2 separate regions of the Homo sapiens genome follow, and region 2 is linked to region 1. The links are chromatin loops, found by intact Hi-C in ENCODE. Cell type or tissue: MCF 10A. All regions are shown on one strand.

What was found. Peaks named below come from ENCODE experiments on the same cell type or tissue, not always from the same donor. Only the 100,000 strongest peaks of a DNase experiment are listed, where the experiment ranks them.
Region 2: it touches region 1 in a loop (2.0-fold over the local background); 3 of 110 quality-filtered maps call a loop at or near these places.

What each region holds. Positions count from the first base shown.
Region 1 is chr1:229,153,920-229,161,919 of GRCh38, forward strand. It overlaps LINC02815 (long intergenic non-protein coding RNA 2815), which reads right to left and starts at 806. Exons shown (of 5, transcript NR_186727.1): 1 at 651-806. RefSeq lists an enhancer at 5,845-6,345. In MCF 10A, a CTCF peak has its summit at 3,105; no DNase peak of the experiment used is centred here.
Region 2 is chr1:229,003,125-229,011,124 of GRCh38, forward strand. No RefSeq gene overlaps it. Among named protein-coding and RNA genes, the nearest start is that of LINC02815, 150 kb to the right of the region's middle. In MCF 10A, no CTCF peak of the experiment used is centred here; DNase peaks (open chromatin) are centred at 797 and 3,557.

The DNA.
Region 1 (8,000 bases):
GGACATGGTTTGCGGTGCCATGAAACAATTACAATAGTAACTTCAAAGACCACTGATCACAGAGCACCATAACAGACATAAAAATAATGACAACTTTTGAAATATTGGGAGAGTCACCAAAATGTGACACAGAGACATGAAGTGAGCACATGCTGTTAGAAAAATAGCACCAATAGACTTGCTCAACTCAGGGTTGCCACAAACCTTCAGTTTGTAAAAAACACAGTATCTACCAACCACAATAAAGCAAAGCACCATAAAACAAGACGTGCCTGTAAATGGTGCCTTCTGCACTCACTCTGTCTGAGCAAGTGTACGCAAGCTCCAGGGCCAGCAGATCCTGTGGATTCTGCAGTTTCTATGGAGGGCCCTTGGGAGCCCTTGGGCATTGGAAGAACCTATGAGGACAGCTACTAAGTCATTGAAATCCTTCTCCCCCAGAGCCCTCTGTGGGCACAAATAGGTGTGGCATGTCCAAGCAGCAATAGTCTCCAGTTTGGGCCATTCCACAGGGACCATGTTCAACCAAACCACACCACTGAGACAAAGATGAGAAATCTCAGGTGAGTCCATCTGGGCCAGGGACCTCCCCTCCATAACACAACATCAACAAAAAAAAGCATGTGCTGCTCCCCTGGGACGAACCCTACCTCCAAGAAGGAACAGCGTTGCTGTAAAATGCTTGGCCTCAGAACCATGCCCAGTGCTGGAGCGCCCACCACAGTAGACACAGAAGCTGGAACATCAGTCTCTGTGGACATCCTTTTACCCACGAGGAAGGAGAGGTGCAGGAAGCTGAGAAAGGGCAGCCTCTGGTACACACTGTCTCCTCATTCCCTCCCTTGGTGTTGGCCCCTCCTCCTGTCTCTAGTCTTTATAGGTTGGGGATCTAAGCCTCTTCCCCTCCACTCATTGTGGGAAGCCCAAAAGAAATCTGCCAGTGATGCAGGGAAGGAAGCTGTCGGGACTGGTAGAGTCTATGCTGAAGAAGGGCCTCCTGTTCCACGTGATTTAGCAAAGTTCCAGAGAATGGCACAAGAGGCCAGCACCAAAGTCTTGCCGTGTAATAAAGTCCTCTTGTCCTTGGAACTGCTCCCTGGGTTCATCTCTCCCAGGAAGCCCAAGGAGTTGTCCATTGGACACATGAGGGGGGATCCATGGTCAGTCAGTTGCTTTCATTTCCCAACACACATGGGGAATTTCTCTTAACTCATGACTTTGCAAAGTAACACTGTGATAAGGTGAACAGAATTGAGTTCACATTATAGCATAAAATTTCAGCAAGTTATTGAACAACTAGGCTAAACATAGAGAACTATAGTTGCACTTCAATTTCAGCCCCTGCACATACAAAACTGCATTGCAAGCCTATTTCTGTTATCCCCCTTGGCCTTCGGCCACTGACCCAGCCCTGGTTTGTCCAGGCATGTCACTTTTTCATCTGGCTCTGTCCTCTATCTAGTCAGGATCATCTTCTATGTCTAGGGTCAGGCTGGCTGAAGAAACTGTTAAGTTCTCCATTGTTTTAGCTCAGAATTCAGCTGTGGAAGTACAGAACTTTCCTTCATAACCACACTACATCGTCAAAGCAGGAGCACAGTGTGACTGCTGGTGGTCCTGCACCTGCACAAATGACGACAGTCCTGGAAGCTAAATGCTCTGTGCTCCTCTGAGTGTGCATTTCTGTGAATCCCCAATGACACAGCCACTGCTGGAGAAAAGGCTGTGGCTGACACACAGCATGGTAGAAAGAGATTTACAGACCTTGTTGGCGCCGAGAAGGGGGAAGTACATCCTACTGCCGATGGCTCCCTGGAGGACCCGCCTGCGCCAATCAGAAGTCTCCTATCCGCGATGGTTTCCTGTCTCTTCCTCAATGTCAGTCTCTTCCTCTCCACCCTCCACCCCCAGCTCTAAAAACCAGAGCCAAATAGCAACTGCCCTGGAAAAAGTGCTGTCTTCCCAAGGTTGTAGGTTTACCATTTCATGCTCAGTTTAAAGTGCCTGAGAAGTACAGGAGGAAAAGTCTGTTAACCAGACTACATGAAGAAAAATACTGAGGAACCATAGGTACCCATTAACTGGTTTAACAAGAAAAGATTTCTAGCTGGGCACGATGGCTCATGCCTGTAATCCTAACACTTTGGAAGGCCGAGGTGGGAGGACTGCTTGAGGCCAGGAGTTTGAGACCAGTCTGGGCAACATAGCAAGAATCCATCTCTATAAAAATAAAAGAAAAGTTGGAGGGAGGGAGGCCAATGGGCAGGATTGGGCAGTGGGTCTCCAGCCGAGCTCCTGGGTCAGCTGCCTGCTAGAGGGGCTGGCGGTAAGGGAGGAGGACTGAGGCCAAGGGTGGGTCTCTGGATCCTACCCTCACTCTGCCAGAGCAACCCCACATACATTGTTTTCTGTGTTAGGATACAATATCAGATCTCTTTTAACCAAGAAGTTTCACTCCTAAAAACAGGGCAGAACGGGCACTGGTGTTAGAGGTGATCTTGAATCAGCTGAGACCTGGAAGTCATCTTCCTTTCTTCATTTGCTAAATGCCTAATATGAGCTGTTTTTCTTATCAGTTTCCCTTCTCTGCAAAAACAGTCTTGCATAGAAAAGATTTGAACCAACTGGGGGCAAGTGCTCAGTAGCGATTCCAGCATCTATAGCCCTGACTATGCCAAGTAATGGTCTGACTGCTTCCCCTGGGGCCTCCCACTACCCCAGCAGCCACCTTCCTACTGTTGGTTTTATTGATAAACTGGGATAGACAGCCAGGAGGAAATAATTTCTGCTTCTGCGAGAAGCCCTAATAGGCCTTTACCCACCCTCAATAATCACTCACTTGCAACACTCGCCGGCATCTTATTACAACTGGAATTCCAAGGAAAACAAGAAATGCTCACTGAACTCATGGATAAAGATTTTCCTGATGAACTGAGGACTTCTCTGCTACCCCTGTTTATTTCTCTCCTTCTCCTCCTTCCGGCCTCCCACCAGCTCCTACTGACTTCATCCCATGCGGCACATGGACCTGCTACCAGGTCCCAGGTCTTTCTAAAATTCAGGAAGAGCTCTGGCTGAACCCTTCTGAGTTCATGGGGACAGTGACACCTGCTGCTTTTCTGCTGCAGGACAATGGTTTGTTCCCTCATTCTATCAGGGAACATATTTTGGGTTCCTACCAGATGCCAGGTTCTGTTTTAAACACCACGGACACAGAGATAAACACACACAGGTTTCCTGCACTAAAGCCAGTTATCATGTGGTAAGGGAGACAGACAACCATAACACAGAGTGACAGATGCAGAAGGCAGGCAGGGTGAGGGGTTGGGGCAGGACCCAGAGATGGGGCATGCCACCTAGATAAAGAGACAGGCATAACCTTCCCAACAAGCCACTCTGCAGCTGTATCCTGGACACCCAGTGGCTCTGGCAAGGGATCACAGATGGTTTAAGACATTTCACTAACTTAGATTGGGGGTTAGTGGCCTGCAGACCTGTACACTTGGCCCAGGTAACTCAGGTAATGCAGGAGTCACTCTGCCCCAAACCACCCCCTCCAACCATCTACCTGGGGTCTGGGTAGATGCTGTTCTGAAAATCTGGGAGCAAACCAGTTCCAACAACTGGTTTTGCTTTGGAATAAAGAATATTCCTTTTTTTTTTTTGGAATGCTCTTGTATTCCAAAATTCGTATGGCTACCAGAAAGTCATGTGCCTCCTCCCATGCCCTGGAATCTATTTGCCCAGGCTAGCAGTGAGACCACTTCTTCTTTTACGGCCTGAGCTCCAGAAGCAGAGTGGCCTGATGGCATTCTGGTTGTCTCCCATCCAACCATCCCTGAGTTTCATGGGAAGCTGCTTTCAGCGGTGAGGCATCGGTGGGCCACAGTAAGCCAGGGAAGAGTCTTTTAGAGTAATTTACTTAAACTCTTGCTTCCAGGCCTCAGGGGTTTCATCCTTCACTCAGGAAAAATATACTAAGTATCTCCAAGAGACAATCAAGGGGAAAATCATGGCACAGCACTTTAGGAAAATGTATCAACAAGTGAAAATATCAGCAGATTTACTAGAGGAGGGTGAGGGCAGCCCTCTAGTTGGGAAGTCAGATCTTTGACAAAAGAGTTTAAAACTCCCTGATAAGCATTTTGTTGACAAGGTCAGTCTTCATTCTTTCTGCCAAAATTAGAAACCACCCTTTTTTCCTTGTCATAACAACACTGGTGCTTATCACCAATTGTGTGAAGGGAGAAGAGTGATGTCCTTTAGGTCTGAAGATTGACAATATAGAGGAGGGAGCTCTTAACTTCCAAAACCACCCAGTCCAGGAACTATTTTCCCTTTTCCCTCTTACCAGACACCCAGATGGAAATCTGCTCTTTAGAGAAGGAAGGAAATGATACAAGGAAAAAGACATCTGCAAATGAGTAAGCTTTGCCCAGGAGGCCACGTTAAGTGAGGTGGATGGAAACGTAAATCATCCGAGAGAGAGAGGGAGAAAGAGACTCTAACCCTGCCTGCCTGGCTCTGCTTTGCAAAGATGCTCACTCACCACCACCTCACGTGCTCAGTGATGACCGCAATAATGTAGTTGTATTTTCTTCCCCATTCTAGCGTGGGGTAACTTGCAATACTGAGCAGTTTATGGGCCTTCCCCTACGCACTCTGCAAGTTCCTGGAAAAACAAGGAGTTGGCATGCCACATTTCCAGCCCCTCGGCCCAACTGCTTCAGGACCCCTGCCTGCCAGCCTCCATACGTCAGGGCCACAGTTTCAGATGCTCATTCAATGACCTCACACTTGCTCTAGGACAGGGGCAGCAGGCACATGGCTGATCCAAGTTTAGAGCAGAAATACGCAAGACAATTGCAGTTATAAAAGGTACACGTCAGTGGTGGGAAGGTCACTGCTAAAGTGAAGCAGGAAAGACATGATTTCTTGGGATGAGGGTAAGAGCACTTCAGAGAAGCTTGATTACTCAGAAGGCTGCAGTTCTGCCCAAGGAGGGGATGCACACAGACAGGCCTGTGATCAAAGCAATGTTCCAGGGTAGAAGGGCAATACTCAACCTAACTCAATGTGAAAACGCCAGTCCTTTTTGTCTCGTTTTTCCTGCCTTAGATTTAACCCATTCTGGGATGGGCAGGGAGAAAGAAAGACCTTCCCCAAGAAGTGCTGACCAGGCAGTTGTGTTTGTGGGGAGAGCCTTCCTGACAGCAAAGAAGGAAGAACTAACTTCCTTTGCCATGAACAACTCAGAATCCTGGGGGGTTTTTGCTGCTGTTTTCTGGCTGTTTTTTGGCCTTGCTCTGTTGTTCACTGCAACCTCGACTCCTGGGCTCAAGGAATTCTCCTGCCTCGGCCTCCCAAGCAGCTGGGACTACAGGTGTGCACATCACATCCAGCTAACTTTGAAGTATTTTGTAGCGATGGGGATCTCACTATGTTGCCCAGACAGTCTCAAACTCCTGGCCTCAATCAGTCCTTCTGCCTCAATCTCCCAAAGTGCTGAGATTACAAGTATGTGCCACCACACCAGGCTTTAGAATCCTGTTCTAAAAGTTCTTTCTTATTTGACCACCATAGCTTCTTATGAAAAAAAAAAAAAAAAAGCCAGGAAGACAGCTTTCATATGAAGGAGAAGTGGTGGACCCAGGCGCAAAGTGGCTGAAGGCGAGGAAGAAACCAAGAAGTGGAGAGAAGCTCCAACTCTAGGGTACTCAGTGACCATGAGGGAGAGAGTGGTCCAGGGTGGATACTAACGCAGCCCTGCAGTGAGGAAAGGGACCCCTGGAGGGTGCAGTTTAAGGGCTTAGGAGCTCCTTGCCCTCAGGCTGTGCCCCCAGAGCTCTCATCCCTCGCCAGCCTGCACCGTGCACTCCACACACCCCACACATGCACACACACACACCATGATACAAAGGAGTCTCCTGACACCATGCAGGGCAGTAGGCAGTGGCTCACCCCAAGCTACAGGTTGAATTGAGCAACCTGGGCTGGAACAGTGGAGGTCAACACATACCAGGAATACTCATTAATTGGAAAACAAAGGGATTTTGTGACAATCTGAGGTAAAGTGAGTTTGGGGAAAATTACATCATAACCTCTACTTAAGGCTGAACGATGTCATGATAGCCAGCCTCCAGGTGGCCCCCAAAGATCTTGCCTCTGTGTCTTCACACCCTTGTAGGGTCCCCTTCTCACATCAATTCAGGGCTGGTAAGTGTGACTGACAGATTATGTGATACTGTTTGAATACTTATCCCCTCCAAATCTCGTGTTGAAATTTGACTCCCCAGTGTTGGAGGTGGGCCCTGGTGGGAGGTGTTTGGGTCACCGGGATGGATCCCTCATGGCTCGGTGCCATTTTCACAGAGTGAGTGAACTCTCACTCTTGTTCCCATGGAAACTGGTTCCTCCTCCTCTCTCTTGCTTCCTCTCTGGCCATATGATGCCTGTTCCCCTTCACCTTCTCCATGAATGGAAACATCTGAGGCCCTCACCAGAAGCAGATGCTGGCACCATCCTGTGGAGCCTGCAGAACCACAAGCCAAATAAACCTCTTCTTGTTATAAATTTCCCAGCCTCAGGTATTCCTTTATAGCAACACAAATGGACTAAGACCGTATGGCAGGGGCGATGATGTCTGACTTCCAAGTCTCCCTCCTGTGGGGCATTGCAGCTTCTGCCTTGTTCTCTGGGAGAGGCTGGCCTGCATACCATGAGGATCCTCAAGCAGCCCTGTCAAGAGAGGCCCACAGAAAAGAGCTTAGGGCTCCCACCAAAAAGCCTGGCATTTTGAAAGTGGATCCTCCAGCCCTAGACCAGCCTTCAGATAATACAGTGCCAGCCAACATCTCAACTGCAACCTCAGGAAAGACCATGAGCCTGAACAACCCAACCAAGCTGCTCACACACTCCTGACCCACAGAAACTGTGAGTGGTATCAATATTTATTGTTGTTTTTAGCCACAAAGTTTTGGGATAATTTGTTACATAACAATAGATACCTAATACAAATATATATTATTTAGCATATTAGAATCTTAGAGGGAGTCCTGCAGTAAAAAAAAAAAAAAAATTAAGTATTTAACTTTTTTTGACTCATTGTTTCACAAGTGCTCTGGTTATATTACATTTTTTTTTTTTTGAAGAATGCCTCAATAACATCTCAGGGTGCTACTGTTGCACACAACATAGTTTGGAAAGATCTGGGCTGGCTATGCTAGTATTTATACAAGAGTTTGATGCCAGATAAATTACATCTAATAAAACCCACTTGAATAAAAACTTAATTCCCCCTTTTTTTTTTTTTTTTTTTTTTTTTTTTTTGAGATCACCCAGGCTGGAGTGCAATGGCATGATCTCTCTCGGCTCACTGCAACCTCCACCTCCCAGGTTCAAGCAATTCTCCCTGCCTCAGCTTCCCCAGTAGCTGGGATTATAGGCGCCCACCATTACGCCCAGCCAATTTTTGTATTTTTAGTAAGATGGAGTTTCACCACCTTGGCCAGTCTGGTCTCGAACTCCTGACCTCAGGTGGTCTGCCCACCTCGGCCTCCCCAAAGTGCTGGGATTACAGATATGAGCCACCACACCCGACCTAATTCCAATTTTAGAAACATAACCACATTGCAAACATTTAGGTAGTTAAATGAATCTAAAGGAAATTTTTTGTTAAGTTAGCATTTTGAACATGGAAATATAACTCCCATCCCATCAGCTTTAACTGTCTTGGTTTTTGTAAATTTGAAGCTTATTTTTTATGACTGTATTTAAAGCATTTATAAAATGCAATACATAAATATATATATATATATCTCCTGGTCATTAAGAACTTTAACCCAAGCTGCTGGTTAAAATGGGTCAAGGTGACTTGGCACAGGCCCCAGGCATCAAAGAGGGCAGGAGAGAAACCCTGAGCCACAGTCCTGCATGCCACAGTGGAACCACCCCAGCACACTCATCCAGAGAAAACCCATCTCCTTTCTTTTTCTTTCTTT
Region 2 (8,000 bases), 150 kb before region 1:
CAGTCCATGAAGTCAACATTTAGGCCATTCCAGCCGCCAGGTCTCCTGGCTTAGTGTTTAAACCTGTGACTTTCTACGCTTTACACATAACAGCATACCTAAATTCAGGCAAAAGCTGGGTGGTGATGGAGACATGCCTTTCCTGCCTGCAAACTGTGGCTGTATGATTCCCCTGCGGGCGAGCCTCTGGGAGTTTAGAGTGTCTCATTAGAAGAGCCACACTGAGAGAAGTCCTAATAAATAATTAGAAGTACATCTGCTAACTCTGTGGAACTTCGGCCCAGGCCCCGCACCAGGCCAGTGTGAAAGGGAGGTTAATCAGCCGGCACCCCGGCGGGGTTTCCCTTTGTCCATCACACCTCGGGACAGGGGGAGGGGAGGGAGGAAGGAGGTGCCTCAGGTCCTGGTGCCCCCGAGGCCTGGTGAGGCCACTCGCTCTGCCCTGTAACTTCAATGAAGGGCACAGCTGGGAAGAGGATGACCAAATGGAAGACACTGTCTTTCCTGGCAGACCATCCGTCTCTGTTTATTGTCCTGTGTTTTCTGATGGGGCCACACTGGGGTTTGGCCAGCAGTGGCAGGCCCCCTGTGTGTCTGTAATAAGACAAGCAGTGGAGTCTGTCGGTCAACAAATATTTATTGACCTCCTGAGGTCACAGAGCCCGGGGCCTGACTCTGAGGAGACACTCTGGCTACAGCCATTGTTCACCAGGCAAACACCCAGGCAGCGGAAGGCCCAGATGTCCTCCTCAGCCTCGAGCAAGGGCTGCAGGCCAACACCACGTCAGATGGCAGCTCCTTTCATGGGCTTTCCTAGGGCTCTGGAGATGGTCCAACCAGAAACCATTACTAAGGGGTTACTTTACCGAGTATCTTGGTGTCTGGCTCAGGGTTGGGCTCACAGAGCTAATGCAGAAATGAACCCACCTTCGTTGGCCAATAACAGATGCTCTTCCCGCCTCTAACAAAGCCCTCACAGCCTTCATGCCTGCAGATTTTTCACAAGCTGTACCCTTTCTCAGGGGCATTTTGCTTTCTAACAGCATCAAAACACCACACTGAAGGGACTAGACCAGAGCTGTGAGTGGACTCCCGGGCATGAGCACAAGGAATATTTTTTCTAGTCAGGGTTTTACAGGCCCCAAAACAATATTATGTAAGCATGCATAGCTGGCTCTTGTTCTGTTACACTCACTTATGTATTTTCTTCTGCTGAAAGTGTGGACTTATGTGTGTGGCATTAAGGAAAGAGAGAGCATCAGTCACCCTGAGATAATCATGCGTCCTTGGGGGCTTCCAGTATGGCTGAGAGAGATAAGGAAGGCTGGGGTAAAACAGCGCTTCTCTGCTTTTTACCTCTGCTTCTCCATGAGATAGAGGGTAATGGCGTTTTGTTCCTTCCACAAGTGACGCACTTTCAAGATGGAAGAAGATACACTGTGAATAGACATCGGGACACCCTTGGCTGTTCTGTGCTTCCCCGGCCCACCTGGGGAAGCCAGAGGTCTCTGTCCCTTGGCTGCTCATGTAAAGAGGTCCCTTGGCCTGGCTTGGGGCAGAGATTCTCTGCAGAAGTGGGCAGAACACAGACGTGAGGGGTACGCGTAGGAGGATTCGTTCACACACCTGTTACTGCTCGATTCAGCTGCTTTTGTCCATCGCATCAAGACCCTGTAGGAGCAAGTTCTAAAGACTTGAAAGCTAACACCAGTGTCTTTTCTTTCTTTCTTTCTTTTTTGAGACAAGGTCTCACTCTGTTGCTCAGGCTGGAGTGCAGTGGTGTGATCACGGCTCACTGTAGCCTCAACTTCCTGGGCTCAAACAATCCTCCCGCCTCAGCCTCCCAAGTAGCTGAGTGAAAACACACCACCAACCCTGGCTGATTTTTTATGCTTTTCTAGAGACGGGGTTTTGCCATGTTGCCCAGGCTGGCCTCCCATAGTGCTGGGATTGCAGGTGTGAGCCACCACGCCCTTCTTGCCAGTGTTTTCTCAAATTCCTTACATCTGTTTTGGCTTCAGAGTCCCTTCAGACCTTCTGCCAGGGAGTGTAAAGTGCCCCCTAACCCTCCTTTGCACTGGCCATGGGTCCTGCTGTACTTTCAGAATGCTGCCCAAGCATAGTGCCTGCGCCTCAGGGACCTGCAGGATGTGCATGTGTGAGTGTGTACGGCCTGTGTGCCAGTGTGTTTGGTGTGTGTGTGTGATGTGTGAGAGGATGTGTGGTGTGAAGGGTGTGATGGTGTGAGTGTGAGAGTGTGTGTGAGTGTGTACATGAGGCTAACAATGACTGCACACTTCCTCTGTATCTGACACATCCCTAGGGTTTTCGCACACATGACTTCATTTTGTCCTTACACAAGCCTGTCAAGCATGCATTATTCTCATGTCATAGAGAAGGAAACCGAGAATTACAGGGACTTCTAACTTACCCAAGATCACACAGCTGTTAAATAGGCAATAGTACCTGGCTTTGTCTGTCCAATTCCTAAGCCAAGATTCTTTCCCCAGTGTGTGTCCTCCTACCAGCGAACTCAGCTAACAATGTGTGGAAATGTGTGTCCCATTTCAATCAACAACTACAGCTGCCTCCGATGTGGGACACACACCACCACAGCCAAGAGTGGAGCGGGGAGTGGGACGTCCTTGGTCCCGGGTCCCGCCATTGGGAGGCAGAAGCTGGAGGAAGAGCAAAGGGTGCCCCCCTCACCCCCAACCCTCCTGCCTTGATGCCCTAGGGCAGGGTTGTCTGCAATATGTTTTTCCCACAGGCCTTAGTTCTGTAAGATGAAGAAGTTTTCAGTGAGAAAAAAGAAACCCTCGATCCAATAAAAAAAAACTTGAGGAAAATGCTAATTTAGACAAACAGGATTTTGTGTCCGAGTGTGTTTTATTTTGTTTTGATTTTATCGCAGGGCTCTTCAAGTCTTTGTTACACTGGCATGCACTGTGATTTTCAGAGGAGCTTATAGAACGCAGTGCTTCCCAAACACAACAAATATCACAGGCAAGACTCTCAGATCAGGCGTTGGAAAACTCACCCTACACTGCTTCTGTCTTAAATCCCCTTTGCTGACTGTATTGCTTCATGTCAGCAATCCACATGGGTGGCCAGGTGGCTCTGAGAGAGCTCAGTGCCTTCTAGGGTCAAAGAGCTCATCTAGGCAGAAGGAAGTGGATGATGCTCACAGGCCCCTCTGGCAGGTTTTGGCCCTATGGCTGGCGAGCAGTGGAGGCATCGGCCAGGTAAGCGAGTTCTCCTCCTGGTCTCCACCTCCCCTCCTGTGTGGGCATGAGTTAGAACTAGTCTGTGCTGGAGAGGGTGGAATAGGAGGCTGGCTCTGGGTCACAAGAAAAGGATGACATTCCTTCACAATCCACATGAGATCCTTCCAGGGGAGGAGGACCAGAAAAACATTCTTATCATTATGATCAAGGTGACCCTATGTTTAGCCTCCTTGTGGTGTGGCTCGAGGAAACACAGATGATGAAAACGCGTTCTGCTCTGTGCGACACAATGGAGCTGATGCCTCCGTTGGCAACCTGCTGGAGCCATGACTCACGCAGAGGCATTTTGTAATTTGTCTTTGTATCCACAAAGCCTGTTATAGGCCTTGGTATATAGGTGGTGCATAATGAATATTTGGTGAGCAAAGGGAGCCAGGCAGTGTGTACTGGCTGGCATGCAAGGTGCTGTGGTCAGTCCCATCGAGCAATCCCCTGAGTGGAGAGGGCTGTCCGTCTCACATAGATCCACCCAGCTCTCCCAGGGAACCACTCACTCTGCCTTTAGCCAAAGGGAAGGGTCCATGGGGTTGGATATGTGTGATCCAGCATATTTCTTCAAAACTTACCCACTTCCATTGAAGCAGAAAAGTGTTCTCTCTTGTTTTAGAATGAGCAGAGGAAAAGTTAGGATGAGCTTGGAAAGAAAGAGGAGCAGCAGTTGCCTACCAAGAGTTTGCAACCAGGAATGGGAAAATCATGGCAGGCTATTTATTCATTTGTTTGTTTATTTTCTTAGAGATGGGGTCTCACTATGTTGCCCAGGCTGGACTCGAACTCCCGGTCTCAAGCGATCCTCCAGCTTCAGCCTTCCAAGTAAATATGGCAGGTTTTGAACCATCTTCCACAGTCCCTGAGCAGAAGACAGTGGCACTGAGCATCCCCAAAGCAGGAGACAAGCAGCCCCATGTGGACATAGCTCCTTGGGTTTCCTAGGGTCTCCTCGGCACTGGGGCCCAGAGGGCACAGCCCCTGTCCCCGCCTCATGTTGCTGTCTTGACTGGAAGCTGCCCCATCTCTTCTTTACCTGCCTGGACTTCCTTGTCCTGGGGAATGTCACCCATGTCAGATCCTCTGGGAGGGCACTGGCTCTTTGCTTGGTTTCAGATAAGCGGCCGTTGGCCCTGTGTATAAGAGGCACATGTGGCAGGATGAGAGGGAGACTGGTGGGAGGCAGCTGGAGGGACACAGACCCCGCAAACAGACAATAGGCTCAAATCGGGACTCCATAGCGCCCCGGTGGTGTCACCTTGGGTAGATTACTGAACTCACAAACTTCTGTTTCCACATCTGTGAGATGGGGATTTAGAACCTATTTCATGGAGTTGTCTCAGGAATGAATGAGAACATGCATGAGAAGCACTCAGTCAAGGCTCGGTCCCTTTAATACCTGGACGCTTTCACAGCCGCCCAGCCTGTGTGTCTCCGCAGACCACAGGCATGCGTCAGTCAGGTTGGGACATCTCTCATGGCCCATTTTCCTACCCTCAGCCCCAGTGGTCTTATCTTGCCTGAGGCGTCAATGCTGGAGCTGAAAGGCCAGTGGTGAACACTAAACCCGGAGCCGCACATTCAGGCCCTGACTGCAGTGAGCATTCACCAGGTACCCGAGTCTTGGCCAAGCCACTGACCTCACTTACAGAATTATGACCTGCTCTTCCAAAATCAGCTGAGATCATACATGCAAAGGTGCTTCTTAACTGTAAATTTCTAGTCATTTGTAATATCCTAAGACTGACATTTGCTTAGGGTCTCTCCCTGGCTTAACCCGTAAGTTGGGGAAGATATAAACATAAAAATCAATTGTAGATCTCTTAAAGGGCATAGCTCAGTTAAGAAATAAGAGCTTAGTAGGCTGGACGTGGTGGCTCATGCCTGTAATACCAGCACTTTGGGAGGCCAAGGCGGGTGGATCACGAGGTCACAAGCTCGAGACCAGCCTGGCCAACATGGTGAAACCCCATCTCTACTAAAAATACAAAAAATTAGCCAGGTGTTGTGGTGCACACCTGTAGTCCCAGCTACTCAGGAGGCTAAGGCAGAAGAATGGCTTGAATTTGGGAAGTGGAGCTTGCAGTGAGCCGAGATTACGCCACTGCACTCCAGCTTGGGCGACAGAGCGAGATTTTGTCTCAAAAAAAAAAAAAAGAGAGAAATAAGAGCTTAGCATTGGGAGTAGACATTTCAGCTGTCCTCAGGAACTGAAAACCTCAACAGAGAGATAAGACTCGAACAGAGAAACAGGTTTTTAAGAAGTGCCTAGGACAGAATAGCAAGACCAGCACACCCAGAGAAGAGAACATGTAGAACTGACATGGTCAGTGCCCACCTGAAAAAAAAGGTGGCATTTGAAATGGACCTTGAAGAATAGACTTCAGTCTGGGCTCAGTGGCTCACACCTTTAATCCCAGCAATTTGGGAGGCCAAGGGGGGAAGATGGCTTGAGCACAGTAGTTTGAGACCAGCCTGGGCAACACAGCCAGATTCCATCTCTATTAAAAAAACAAACAAACAAGCAAACAAAACAAAAACAAAAACAAAAAAAAACAGATAAATTAGCAGGGCATAGTGGCATGCACCTGTGGTCCCAGCTACTCAGGAGGCTGAGGTGGGAGGATTGCTTGAGCCTGGGAGACTGAGGCTGCAGTGAGCTGTTATCGCACTACAACACTCCAGCCTGAGTGACAGAGAATGACTCAAAAAAAAAAAAATAGGACTTAAGTGCCCAGGGACCCTACTTTCTTTAACATTTACTTCGTATGTTCTGATGAATTTCACATTTTTACAGGAGTGGGCTCCAATTTTTAATGAAATCTTGAGCCAAAGCCCCTAATATAAAACCACATGTTGACATTTCATTGGCACAAATTTATGCTACTTCAAATCTACAACAGTAGTTAAAAATTCAATTAAGAAATAAGACTGGGCCAGGTGTGGTGGCTCACACCTGTAATCCCAGCACTTTGGGAGGCCGAGGTGGGTGGATCACAAGGTCAGGAGTTCAAGACCATCCTGGCTAATAGGGTGAAACCCCATCTCTACTAAAAATACAAAAAATTAGCCAGGCGTGGTGGCAGGTGCCTGTAGTCCCAGCTACTCGGGAGGCTGAGGCAGGAGAATGGCGTGAACCTGGGAGGTGGAGCTTGCAGTGAACCAAGATCGTGCCACTGCACTCCAGCCTGGGTGACACAGCAAGACTCTGTCTCAAAAAAAAAAAAAAAAGAAAAAGAAAAAGAAAAAAGAAGAAATGAGGCTGGGAGCAGAGCGGTGGCTTATGTTTGTAATCCCAGCACTTTGGAAGGCCGAGGTGGGTGGATCACCTGAGGTCAGGGGTTCAAGACCAGCCTGGGCAATACGAAACCCTGTCTCTACTAAAAATACGAAAATTAGCTGGGCATGATGGCGCGTGCCTGTAATCCCAGATACTCAGGAGGCTGAGGCAGGAGAATTGCTTGAACCTAGGAGGCGGAGGTTGCAGTGAGCTGAGATCGTGCCATTGCACTCCAGCCTGGGTGACAGAGCAAGACTCCAGCTCAAAAAAAAAAAAAAAGAAAAAATATCGCGACTTTTTAAATCAAAATTTTATTTAGCAAATTAAGAAGTGTTATTTATTTAGTAAGAATTTGAAATACTAATAACAGCCCTACCAACCAGTTTATTTCTATGGATTGTTTCAGTTGCAGCACTGTGAGAAAGGTTTGGGGCACTCAGATAAGCAACTGTGCATACTAATGTTTTTTAAATAATTCATTTTGCAACCTCGAGATGCTTTTTCAGCAAATTGATCTAGGTTAAGCATTGGCAAAATTTTCTGTAAAGGATCAAGTACTATATATTTTAGGTTTTGTGGGTCTTATGGTCTCTGTTACAACTACTTAACTCTGCCTTTCTATCTCAAAAGCAGCCACAGACCACATGTAAACAAATAAGCGGTGCCATGTTCCAATAAAACTTTATTTACAGACACAGAAATTTTAATTTCATATAAATTTCACATTTCACAAAATATTGTTTGTCTTTTTATCACTTTTCAGCCATTTAAAAATGTAAATACTACTCATAGCTGATGGACCATACAGAAACACGCAGTGAGTTTGGTTTTGGCCTAATCCCCTATGGAAACGCTCAAGAGAGTAATAGAATATTTTTGTTCCAACATTAAATCACGAATCAAAAAAAGCTCTAAGTGAATGTTTCAAATCATTAATTAGTAAGTATTAAATCTGGAAGAAATCAAAGAATCTTTCTCCATTTCTGGCAAAAATATTCTTTTAATATATCTTTTGAAACATTTTGAATATTAAATAATGTCATTAAAATAAAAAATCTTAGATACCGTAATGCTCATCTTTGCAGCATATTTAAACACAGTTTTAAAAGTCAAATTTGTTTTATCTTTCAGGTTGAGTTTAAGTTTTTCTGTTTTTTAATTGCCAACAATTTTTCTGCAGTTGTAATCACCATAATGTTGCAACCTTCACAGCCTGAATTGAATTTGTTCCGTTCATTAAAAATATCAGCAAAACACACAAATTGGAGCAAGCATGTTATATCTGGCGGTATTTAGCTGGGTAGAGTTCCTACATTTGCAAAAGGAAAAAATATATATATAGGTATGTACAGTCATGTGCCACATAACAATGGTTTGGTCAATGATAAAGTGTGATGAGACAGTTGTCCTGTAAGATTATAATATCTATTGTCCTGTAAGATGAA